Regions from separate parts of the Homo sapiens genome. Here region 2 is linked to region 1. A link is a contact called in ENCODE Hi-C or POLR2A ChIA-PET data. All regions are on one chromosome and are shown on one strand. The core of a region is the stretch at or near the end of the contact, and the rest is flanking DNA. Distances in the headings are between cores, read along the strand shown. Region 1 overlaps FYB1 (FYN binding protein 1). Region 2 holds the start of FLJ32255 (a long non-coding RNA gene).

Region 1 (6,087 bases), core at 3,002-5,501:
CTAAACTCAAGGTGTCAGTAGAACCATGTTCCCTCTGGAGGCTCTAGGGGAGGATTCGTTTCTGGCCTCTTCCAGCTTCTGGTGGTTCCAGGGATTCCATGGCTTGTGGTTGCATCACTAAAACCTCTACCTCTCTTGTAAAATGGCCCTCTCCTCTTCTGCTGTCTCTTCTTCTCTATCTTATAAGGACACTTGTCATTGGATGTAGTGCTACCTACATAACCCAGAATGATTCCGTTGCATGATCCTTAATTACACCTGCAAAGACCTTTTTTCCAAATAAGGTCACATTCACAGGTTCTGATACATGGGCGTATCTTTTTGGCATATACATGGGCATAATTTATAGACAAGCAACCAACATCTGCATTCCAATCCCATTCACTCGTGCTAAATCAGGGTACCTCCACCAAAAGGTGCCCCAATCCTTGCCACTGAATTTCTGCCACTCTTTTGGTAGTAATTGATCAAGAAAAATGTGAGGATAAGACAGATCCAGGATTCCACTGGTTTTTAATAATGTTTGCTTCTGAATACACCACAGGATGCCACACCCTCCCCCTTGCACCCCTGGCTGGCTGGGCTGGTGAGTCTCCCCAAAGATCCCTGAGAGGAGCACAGCAGGGTGGGTTGGACCACACAGCAAGTGCTGCTTTAAAAAAACTTCCCCCAGGGTGATCCTACCACACAATGTGCTTCTCATCATTTCCCCATCGTCATCGCAATGAAAACCACTCAAAATATTTTTATTTACCCTATCAGTCAAAAAAAAAGTAGTCAGTGAGAGTTGTGTTTATATTTCTCAAATGGATTTTTTATTATTTTATTCATATTAGATGTTTGACATTGATCCACTGTTACATTTAATTTAAATTTATAATTCTTCAAACACCTTTTTTAACATTCTTATTGAATTTTTAATTATGGTAAAATATACATAATATAAAATGTGCCATTTTAACCATTTTTAAGGGTAAAATGTGGCATTACATACATTCGCATTGTTGCGCAAACATTGCCACTATTGATTTCAGGAACGTTTTCTTCTTTCCCAACTGTAACTCTATATCCATTAAACATTAATTGCCTGTTCCCTCCTCCCTCCAGCCCCTGGCAACCACCATTCTACTTTCTGCCTTTATGAATTTGACTACTCTAGGTACATCATATAAGTGAAATCACACAATATTTTTTTTTTGACACAGAATCTCGCTCTGTTGCCCAGACTGGAGTGCAGTGGTGCGATCTTGGCTCACTGCAACCTCCGCCTCCCAGGTTCAGGTGATTATCCTGCCTCAGCCTCCCAAGTAACCTGGGATTACAGGCTTGCACCATCATGCCTGGCTAATTTTTGTATTTTTAGTAGAGATGGGTTTTCACCATGTTGGCCAGGCTGGTCCCAAACTCCTGACCTCAAGTGATCTGCCTGCCTTGGCATCCCAAAATGCTGGGATTACAGGCATGAGCCACAGCACCCAGCCAATACTTGTTGTTTCGTGACTGGCTTATTTCACTTGGCGTAATGTCTTCAAGGTTTCTCCTTGAATGTCAGAATTTCCTTCCTTTTTAAGACTGAATAACATTCCATTGTATTATAAACCTCATTTTGTTTATCCCTCTATCTGTCAACAGACACTTGGTTTGCTTCCACCTTTTGGTATTGTAAATTATGCTACTATAAACATGGGATCTACCCATATCTGCTCAAGTCCCTGCTTTCAGTTCTTTTGGGTATACACCAGAAGTGGAATTGTTGGATCATTTGGTCATTCTATGCTTAATTTTTTGAATAACCACCATACTGTTTTCTATAGCAGCTGTACCATTTTATGTTCCCACCAGCAGTGCACAAGCATTCAATTTCCCCAAATCCTGTCCAACACTCGTTATTTTCTGCTTTTTTTAAATTATAGCCATTCAAATGGATGTGAAGTAGTATCTCATTTTGGTTTACATTTTTAACTAAAAGAAAATTCTGTCTAGAAATAATAGATGACTCTCTCTGTGGTACTTTCTTTTGAAAACCATTTAGTATGTAGAAAAGCATAACACAGGAAAGGGTTTTGGTGTGTTTCATTTTTTGTTGTTCTTTGAACTAACGAAAGATGTTAACACTTTTTTCACTTTTTCATTCAGACGAAGTTGTTATATATAAATGCATTGTTATCAATCTGATTTTTGCCATGGGACTTCCCAAATTATAACTTCTTTCTCCCGTAGTATCTGTTTATGCCCCTCTTCAACCACCCCTGGTAATAAGTTTGAGGCTGCAGCCAAATGAACGATAATCACCATCTCAGGCAGACAATGAATGAACCAGAATGGTGTCCTGGGCCCCTAAACTACCAGTTAGATGGTTCATGTAACCAACTCTAAGGGGCAGCTGTTTGGAGCCAGGGTTGGGCTAAAAAAGCCCTAATATAGTCATCTACCTAAACACCTCACCCCCACACCAACACACACACAGAGACTAAATGTTTTTTCAAACAAACGGAATTGTTTGTCTTCTCTTAGTTGTTTCCCCTTTCAGATTGCCCACGATGTTGCAAAGTCAATCAGGATGTTTTGGCCTTGAGCCCTATAAACCCCATGCCTTGCTCTGTTTCCTTGCTCATCTCAGATCTGCCAGGATCACAACCATAAGTAGGACAAATGTTATCACATCCCTTGCAATGACAAGGGATTCTTGGACAGGAGGTCAATTTCTAGAGTTAGGTGGAAAACATTTTGGATTAGAATAAGAAACTGCTAAAAAGTTTTGTGTGTGAGCTGAGAACTTAAACTAGTAACTATATGACAAAGACAATGAAAACTCTGGTTCCTATGGCATATAGGGTGAGCACAGAATTTAGAATCAGAACCTGGGTTTGGTTCTCATCCTACCACTTGCTAAAGCTTAGGTGACTCAGTTTAAGGTTATATATTAATAACACTAAAAACTAATTGGGCTTTGGGAGGATCAAATGAGATATTATATGTGAAATGTTATTTTAAAATGTGATTATTAGTTTAATAATGAAATTAGGAATGGGTATAAACTACTAAACTCTAGAATTTCTTGATAATTATATGAGTATATGTAGAGTTGGGTTTTTTTTTTTTTTGGCAGGGGGCGTGTAAAGGTGATTTGTTCGCCAAGAAAAGCACTTTTAGTAAAGCACAGATGTTAATCTAGATCATGGAAAAGTGCCACACACTAGATTTAGCACATAAGCAAGGAGTCTCTAGAACACTCAGAAGAAAATGAATGAATCCATGAATGAATGGACAAGTGAGAGCCCAGAGCAGCTGAAGCCATGAAGTGCTTTGGAAAGAGAAGCGTGCCTGGGAAAAGAGAGTGGCTGAGTGCTAAGAGCAGGGTGAACACCATGGAAAACTTGAAATTGAAAACATCACAATTTTAATGAGAAAAAGCGCAACCCAAAGTGAAGAGCACCATTATAACAAAGGTGAGAAAAGATGCTCATCTTATGACAGAGTCTTGTTTCTGTGCAGTTATCAGAAAAAGTGAGCTAAGAGGTGTGATGTGCTTATATTGTTTAATCCTGATTACTAAATACCAAATGCGTTTTCTTCAAAGCTCTAAAGGAGAAGAAATGGAATGGGAACAAGGGGGAGGGTTGAGGGCAGGGAGGATATCCCACATTGTCATATTCCTTAGAGTAAGGTTTCAAAATATTATCTATTTCTCTTTGTGGAATCTTCCATAGCTTTCCATTTCTAATGTATAGCTTTCACTTTCCTCAAATCGAACTCTGGATCTCTCATTGACTAGAAGCTGCCACATGCCTTTTTTTATTTTTTATTTTTTATTTTTTTGAGACAAGGTCTTGCTCTGTCACCCAGGCTAGAGTACAGTGGTGCATTCATGGCTCACTGCAGCCTTGACCTCCCGGGCTCAAGCAATCATCCCACCCCAGCCTCCAGAGTAGCTAGGACTACAGGCACTCACCACTGTGCCTGGCTAATATTGCATATTCTTTTGTAGAAATGAGGTCTTGCTTTGTTGCCCAGGCTAGCCTCAATCACCTGGCCTCAAGCAATCCTCCTGCCTCAGCTTCTCCAATTGCTGGGATTACAGGCCTGAGCCACCCATTGTGCCCAGCTGCTGCCACCTGTCTTGGTTAGCTCGTTGAGTTCTTCCTCTTCTTAGCAGTTTTCACACAGATCTTTTCACATGCTGGGAAGGAAGTCTCTAGAAAACCCCACAGATAGCCTCATTCCTCCACCCCCACTTCACTCCATGTAGACAATAAGCTTTCAGTTTCTAACATCATGTTGAGTGTAGAAAAGAAATTTACCACCCAGGAGCGTGTGTCTGTGTCTGTCTATGTTTTCGTGTTTGTTGGGAGTGACACGAAGGCTGAGGGAAAAAATAAAGCATAACATTTCTATTTTTCGCTTGACAAACAGTATCTTTCCCAGACATCAAAGATTTTTATTTCAGACTTCAAATGTCCTTAGCAAAATAAAGTTTTTGTTGGGGTGTACATGAAAATAGAACAACCATAAGAAATAGGCCGGGCGCAGTGGCTCACGCTTATAATCCCAGCACTTTGGGAGGCCGAGGCAGGCGGATCAAGAGGTCAGGAGATCTAAACCACGGTGAAACCCTGTCTCTGCTAAAAATACAAAAAATTAGCCAGGCGTGGTGGCGGGCGCCTGTAGTTCCAGCTACTCGGAGAGGCTGAGGCAGGAGAATGGCGTGAACCTGGGAGGCGGAGCTTGCAGTGGGCCGAGATCGCGCCACTGCACTGCAGCCTGGGCGACAGAGCGAGACTCCGTCTCAAAAAAAAAAAAAAAAGAAAAGAAAAGAAAAAGAAATAGTAGCTGAAATTTAGGTCTCTCTTTGAGGTTGGAGGAACAGAAAAAATGAAAGAACTTATATTGTATTATGAAGTGTACATCAACTATTAGCCTAAGAACCAAATAAGCCACTAATAAGATATCTATGAAAACATTTTTCAATTATCTACAAGTTCGTTAGTCAAAATGTAAATTCCTGAAAAACTGTTTTCTAATTTGGTATTTTCAGGTCATGCAGGCTGAGTGAATTATCCTAAACAAATGTAAGTTAAATTTGCTATAAAAAATTGTAAAATAGAATAAGAAAAATAAGTGGTTTTAGGACCATTTGTTGTTCTGTACTATCTACATCTCACTCTATATTCTCTACATCCTATCGCCATTCTATCCACATCAAGAACTCAAAAACATATAGCAAAACAAACCTCAGAAACACATAGAAACTCATATATATTTATATGTATGTATTTATACTAGAGACAGGCTCTCGCCACGTTGCTTAGGATGAACTCAAACCCTTGGGCTCAAGCGGTCTTCCCACATCAGCCTCCTGAGTAGCTAGGACCACAGGAATGCACTATCATGCCTGGCTAGAAAGTCGTATTTAACTTCCTTATCCATTTATGCTTAAGCCCTCAGAGGCCATGGCAAAGTCAAAACTATTTGTACAGGAGCTATTTTGTAGGATAACCAGGAAAAGAACATTGAAGGTTCGAATTTGTAGAATGATGATGATTGTCCCGCTCCTGATTCTAAAAACAGGGGGTACACAAAAATCCAACTGATGCACATGCCTTATAGAGAATACAAGGCGCCAGCATTTGGGAGGTGGACCATCACCATCAAAGCTTTACTACTTGCTAGGCTATCTTGCTTCTTCTGCTCTAATTCACTCTGGAAGAGAGAACACAGTAGAAACAGGAGAAGGATCCGGATCATCAGTGCTCGGAATAACACCAGACCAGGAGATAATGCACAGCGATATCTGTGGTGGTTTTTCTGCCAAGGTCCGAGGGGACCTGGCGGGGCACACACACCACCCAGAAAGTCCCCATTTAAGTCAGGTGTTTCCTTCCACATGACACCTCACAATGCAAGGCCATAGCAGACAGGGCATCGCTGGGGTTGTTGCAGTTCCACCTCCACCTTCACAAGTTACTGAAAAACATACAGGGGTTGTCACAATCAGGGCTACCACCGCTGCTTCCGCCACCAGGTCCTCCTACCCATGCCTTCGCCCAGAGCCTGCAGCAAAGGGCTCCCGCCCCAAGAACTTAATTT
Region 2 (5,619 bases), core at 1,003-3,502, 3.8 Mb before region 1:
TGCGGAATCTCAAGCAGGCTTCACATAGCCAAGAAAATGTTGCTCCATCGCTTAATTAAGCCTCAGAGCAGGAGGACATAAGCGTTTGCGCTGATTGACGAGATGAAGCAGAACCTTTAGCACTACCATCAGCCTGGGTATTTATGCTCTCCGGAGCTCGTGGGCAGAGGGCACCCAGATATTATGAAACTCAATAGTAACGAATGCACGAAAATTAGTAGACAAATGAAAACCGGTAAAATTCTAGAGAGCACATAGAAACAAAACAAATCGTAATTCCGACAGAAAAACAGCGAGAAAAGAAGTCGAAATGAAACGGATACTAAGCAAACCTTACAGAGAACGAGCGCTACAAAACGCAGGGATTAAAGAGTTCTTCAGGGGCCAAAAACCATCTGTGTCCGGGAAATGAGCATTGCTGCCACCGGAAAACTGTCCGCTAGGTCTCTGCACTGCTCTGGACCTCGCTAGCAAGAATCTGGCGGCGCTGAGACTCAGCAAGCGCCGGCACCTAGCGGATAGCGCTGGTATTGCCAAACAAATATCCGTTTAGGCGCCATAACGGTGCTGCTAGAAAGAAACTGCGGATTCTTAGGAGGGGTGCTTCCATCCCGAAACATACTGTCTGGAGGAATGGACCGACTCTGTTTAAATGTGTTGTGACGTTTTAATGTGTTTTAATCCGTTTAATGTGTTTAATCCGTTTAATGTGTTTTAACACGTTTTAATGTGTTGTGACAGGAAAAGAGCCGGCTAACGGTATTACGGAAGTACTAGTTGGCACAGAGGCTCGGTGCAATTACCGTTCTGCACCGTAAAACGGGTTTAGGAAGTTCCTAGGAGATACTAGCGGTGCCAGAACCGAGAAAGTGACGACACAGACAACTTATGGACTCCGCGTACGGGAAACGTTCCGTTGGGCGCTAAGAACGGTGCAGCAACTGAAAAACCGCTCAGTGGGCGCTACTGGCAAAAGCGTTGCTGCAAAACCGCCAGCTCCGCATTAGAAGCAGAGCCGCCAGACAGAACCCGGGACCTGAAACCACCGAAGCGGAGACCGAGCTTGGCTCCCCAGCTCCTGAGAGAATGCAAGTCAAGGAGTACGAAGCTGTGATACTCAAAATTAGTAGAAGAAAAATGAATAACATTTAAATAAGATAAAATTTTAAAATAATAAATTCTAAAATTCAAATAAAAAGGCAAAGCAAACACACTGGAAACTACCGGTAGCATTGTTCTCAGAGCAAAAGACACAAAAAGAGCATTTAAAAATAAGCAAAAATTAGAGAGAACCAACCCTACAAAGCAGAAATTACAAGTATTGCCAAAAGAAGCAATTCTGTGATTAGGATATCCCTGTTAGATCTAAACCGGTACATGTTACACCTAAGTCTACATTTCTTAGGACAAAAACAAAAACAAACAACAACAACAACAAGAAACCAACAAAACCCAGTCATGGTTAAACCTGTTTACGACTAAAAAATCGTAGTAGCTGATATATCCCGACTTGGTCCACAAGAGGAAAAAGTCGCGTTCGGCGGAAATTGCTATCGTCAAACCGAGCTTCGTAAACCAGAAATCGCTTTTGCCGGCATTTCCTGACTTCCATGGGAGTTTAAAAAACACCAACATAGCTAAGGCGGGACTTGATGTTGCGCAGCTAGCCTTGGTGTAAGAGCTCCCAGGCACTGCTAAACTGGTCATCGCTAAACCTAAATGAATCGCATTCGCTGGTACACAGATTTCTACAGGAGTTGAACATCTCCTGCGCAGCTAAAGCAAGCCGTACTAGTAGGAAGCCGGAACTTGCCACGACTTAGAAACTTGAGGCTTTGGGAGGCCAAGGCGGGTGGATCATCTGAGGTCGGGAGTTTGAGACCAGTCTGGCTAATGTGGCAAAACCCCGTCTCTACTAAAAATACAAAAATTAGCCGGGTGTGGTGGCGGGCGCCTATAATCCCAGCTATTTGGGAGGCTGAGGCAGGAGAATCACTTGAACCCGGGAGGTGGAGGTTGCAGTGAGCCGAGATCGCCGAGATGGCGCCACTGCATTCTAGCCTGGACGAAAGAAACTCTGTCTCAAAAAAAAAAAAAAAAAAAAAAAAAAAAAGAAAAAGAAAAAAGAAACTTGAGGCAGGGCTAACTCTGCGTTTGTTATGATTAGGCTACAGGAAACCCGGAGTTGCTGGGAAATGAGTCACAGGGTCACTCAGCCTTTCTGTGGCGAAACATCGACTTCCTACGACCTAGAAATCGCCGCCAGGGCTAGGCTGGTGTTTGTCCTAAGTGGGTACTTGCTTGGGTTGAGAAATCACATTTTGGCTATTCCCCGACTTGAACCAGGGGATAGAAATCGTAGTCACCGGCTGGGCGCAGCGGCTCATGCTGTAATCCTGGCAGTTTGGGAGGCCGAGGCGGGCAGATTATTGAGGTTAGGAGTTCGAGACCAGCCTGGTCAATATGATGAAACACCGCCTCTAGTAAAAATACAAAAATTATCCGGGCGTGGTGGCGAGCGCCTGTAATCCCAGCTACTCAGGAGGCTGAGGCAGTAGAATCCCTTGAACCTGGGGTGCGGAGGTTGCAGTGAGCCAAGATCGCGCCACTGCACTCCAGGCTGGGCGACACGGCGAGACTCTGTCTCAAAACAAAACAAAAGGAAAAGAAGAGAAAAGAAAAAGAAACGCAGGCACCCTGAAATCGAAACTTGTTAGGACCAACAAGCCAACGACAGACGAATCTGCGGGGTCCTGCGACAGACACGCCAGCCCCGCCGCCACAGCACAGGGTTCTGGAGGTCGAGCTGTTCTGCGGGTTCTGCGGCGGCGCTGGGAAGAGACGGCGCCCGGGCAGCTCCCCTGTCACCGGCTTGGAGGAGCGGCGGGCTCCCCTAGCCCAGCGCCGCCGCCGCCGCCCGGGAACGCCAGGCTCACCCCAGCTGGGGAAGCTCCGAATCCCTCAGATCGGCGACCTGAGTGCTGTCGCCCCGAGAAAATGGAGGCATCGAGCAACGAGCTGTGCTGAGACCGAGAGACCTCAGTTCTGCGAAATGTCGGTGCCTGGAGCTTGCGAATGACTGCGGCCGGCGGGTTGTCAAGGACAACATTCCTTATGGCGCAACCAACAGCGCTGTCACCAAGAAACTGGACTCTGAGAAAAAAGAGGGTTTCGGCCACCGAGAAACTCCGTGCCACATGTGCCGTGACAGCAAAACCGCCCGCTCCGCGCCGCTGGTGAAAGAGCTAACGAACGCCAGGTGCTGCGACAGTGACACCGGGACTAGAAGGCCTCGGATGGAGAATGGGACGCCCAGAGCAAGCAGGAAAACGTTTTGTTTGGCTCAACTAGCGCTGTCGCAACCGGAAAACTGTCAGGCCAGTGCTGCTGCGGATGTGAGAAACCGGTGATCCGAAGGCGGAGTGGCGCTGGGCGCTGGACTCGCTGGTGTGAAAATCTGGCTGCTCTAGGACCCGGCAAGCGCGGGCACCAGGCGAACGCCAGCGACTTTGCCAGACAAATGCATGTCTTTTTTGGTCGCCATTCAAAGATGCAGCCGGCAGTCAGCCCCGGCTCTGAGAAACAAGTGGAGGTGTCAGCCATAAACCCTCCGTTCAGGGAAAAGAGAGTCGCTGCGACGGATCGACTGGCCGTTGGGTGGAACTTTCTTTGGTGGCCTAGTGACTAGAAAATAAAAACGAAAACGAAATAAAAAACTGCTACTGACATTACTCCCACGCTCCCTCCTCAAGTCAGTGGCTTCAGGCTTAAGAAAACCTGTATTTTTCTTGGCTGATCCGTGATCCCTAATTACTGAGGGCCCCGCGACCCACCAAGTGCGATTCGCAGAGGGAAAGGAGCTGGAATAAGGATCCAGAATGGGACGGATTTGGCTCCTCCAGGAAGAAAGCAAAACAAATGCAGGTCGCGAACACTTTACATTGCAGGAAGCTGCTCTTCCAGTGGCCGCGGCTGGGTCCTTCCACACCACCTCTCTGTCCTAGGCCTTCGTCCCGGTTCAGCCCTCACGGATTCTAGGCTAGCGGTCAACAACCGCATCCCTCCGGAACCTGGAAACTCTAGGTCCGAGATCTCGGTGAAGAATGAAAGGCACAGCGCCGCTCAACCCAGGCTTCAGGCCTGCCCCGCTGGTCCCGTCCCTTCCCTGTGGGATGGAACTCTGTGGGAATCGCTCCTTATTCTGATGGTTCACTCATTCAGATGTCCTTGATATTTGGGGATATTTCTAAAACAGCTGGGGAGAAAAATGGACTGCGAGGCTCCGGTGTTGGACGTGAAATTGGCAGTGAGACATCCGCCTCTAAGCCCAGGGAAAAGCTTAAATTGTGGTTCTCTGTCTCTAGCACCGTGATCTTTGAAATGCGTTATTGATTTTCTTCTTTCTTCTGGGAAATGCAATGCAGGTGAACTTGTAAGTGTTGAATCCTCCCTCTCCTCACTGTTCAATCAGACTGAGGCCTACTTCCTTTCTGATAAGAAATATGGAACTGCCATTGCTCAGTAGGAAAATGTCCTTTCTACAAGCATTCATATTTCAATAAAAATCTGCACTTTGTGAGTTGAGCCCCCTCAAAGAGACCTACAGACCCTGCCATGAGCATCTCCATCCACACTCATCATTTCCCATTTTCACCACTTCTGCTCCTGTGCAAACCAGTACTATCCTTTTCTGGGGGATCCTAGGCAGAAGCGATGGCAGGACAAAGGCAGAGAAGGCACTGCCAGGTAAGGAAATCTATTTTGCCCTTGCAATTCTGTCTCCCAAGGGATTTGCCTCAATATCTCCCTCCCACCATACCCCTTCTTCAGCTAGCCAAAACCTTCCCTGCTATTTGAGGCTCCTCCAATTGCCTCCTGGTCCTGTGGTTGCAAGAATAAAGGAAAAACTACACTGTTCTCACCCACATAGTTACAGACACTATGAAATAGAAGAGCAGTCTGGAGTCATTGCAAAGCAAAATACCTACCATCAGTTCTCTCTTCCTATTTCTTTTTTTTTTCTTTTGAGACAGAGTCTTGCTCTGTCACCAGGCTCGAGTGCAGTGGCGCGATCTCGGCTCAGTGCAACCTCTGCCTCCCGTGTTCAAGGATTCTCCTGCCTCAGCCTCCTGAGTAGCTGGGGCTACAGGAGCGTGCCACAACGCCCAGCTGATTTTTGTATTTTTAGTAGAGACGGGGTTTCACCATGTTGACCAGGATGGTCCCGATCTCTTTACCTCGTGATCTGCTCGCCTTGGCCTCCCAAAGTGCTGGGATTACAGGTGTGAGCCACCGTGCCCGGCCCTCTGTTCCCATTTCTACTCCAGCTTCCCATCTTAGTAAAAAAAATCTGTGAGCAACACCCTGTAGCGGGAAAAGGTAACCTGTCTTGATGGGAGTCCATAGGAGGCTGCAGGCTGCTTCCCTACAGAGACTGATATCAAGGTAGCTGCAGAATTTAGATTCTAATCCTAGTGTGATTGGAGGTGGGGTAGATTCCAGGGAGGTCAGAAAGTGATCAAATACAAAATTGTGCTCCTTTGGAGGAGGTCATAGGAACTTTGAATTATGACAATGGCTAGTAATTGGGTAGAATTGGAGCAGGCTGGTGATGGCAGT

The links. A loop is a pair of places that touch in the nucleus more often than their neighbours do. ChIA-PET counts read pairs that join two places held with the same protein, here RNA polymerase II (POLR2A). Pooled maps may share reads with other maps.
Region 2: a pooled map shows a loop between it and region 1 (5-fold over the local background). The contact joins the promoter of FLJ32255 here to the enhancer-like site in region 1. A Hi-C loop is called at or near these places in 1 of 168 maps with a recorded cell type or tissue (naive thymus-derived CD4-positive, alpha-beta T cell) and 6 of 50 pooled maps. POLR2A ChIA-PET finds 5 or more read pairs at or near these places in 2 of 52 experiments (CD4-positive, alpha-beta memory T cell and activated naive CD4-positive, alpha-beta T cell).

What each region holds. Positions count from the first base shown.
Region 1 is chr5:39,210,040-39,216,126 of GRCh38, reverse strand. All of the region lies in intron 1 of FYB1 (FYN binding protein 1), which reads left to right. Among named protein-coding and RNA genes, the nearest start is that of FYB1, 6.5 kb to the left of the region's middle. Within about 2 kb of position 4,251, at least 4 of the 41 ENCODE cell types and tissues checked have a DNase peak (open chromatin) inside an H3K27ac peak, as active enhancers do.
Region 2 is chr5:42,989,966-42,995,584 of GRCh38, reverse strand. It overlaps FLJ32255 (a long non-coding RNA gene), which reads left to right and starts at 2,252. Exons shown (of 2, transcript NR_104643.1): 1 at 2,252-4,746. It overlaps LOC105374746 (a long non-coding RNA gene), which reads right to left and starts at 3,310. Exons shown (of 3, transcript XR_007058755.1): 1 at 338-3,310. RefSeq lists enhancers at 2,084-2,378, 2,648-2,777, 3,078-3,287, 3,628-3,777.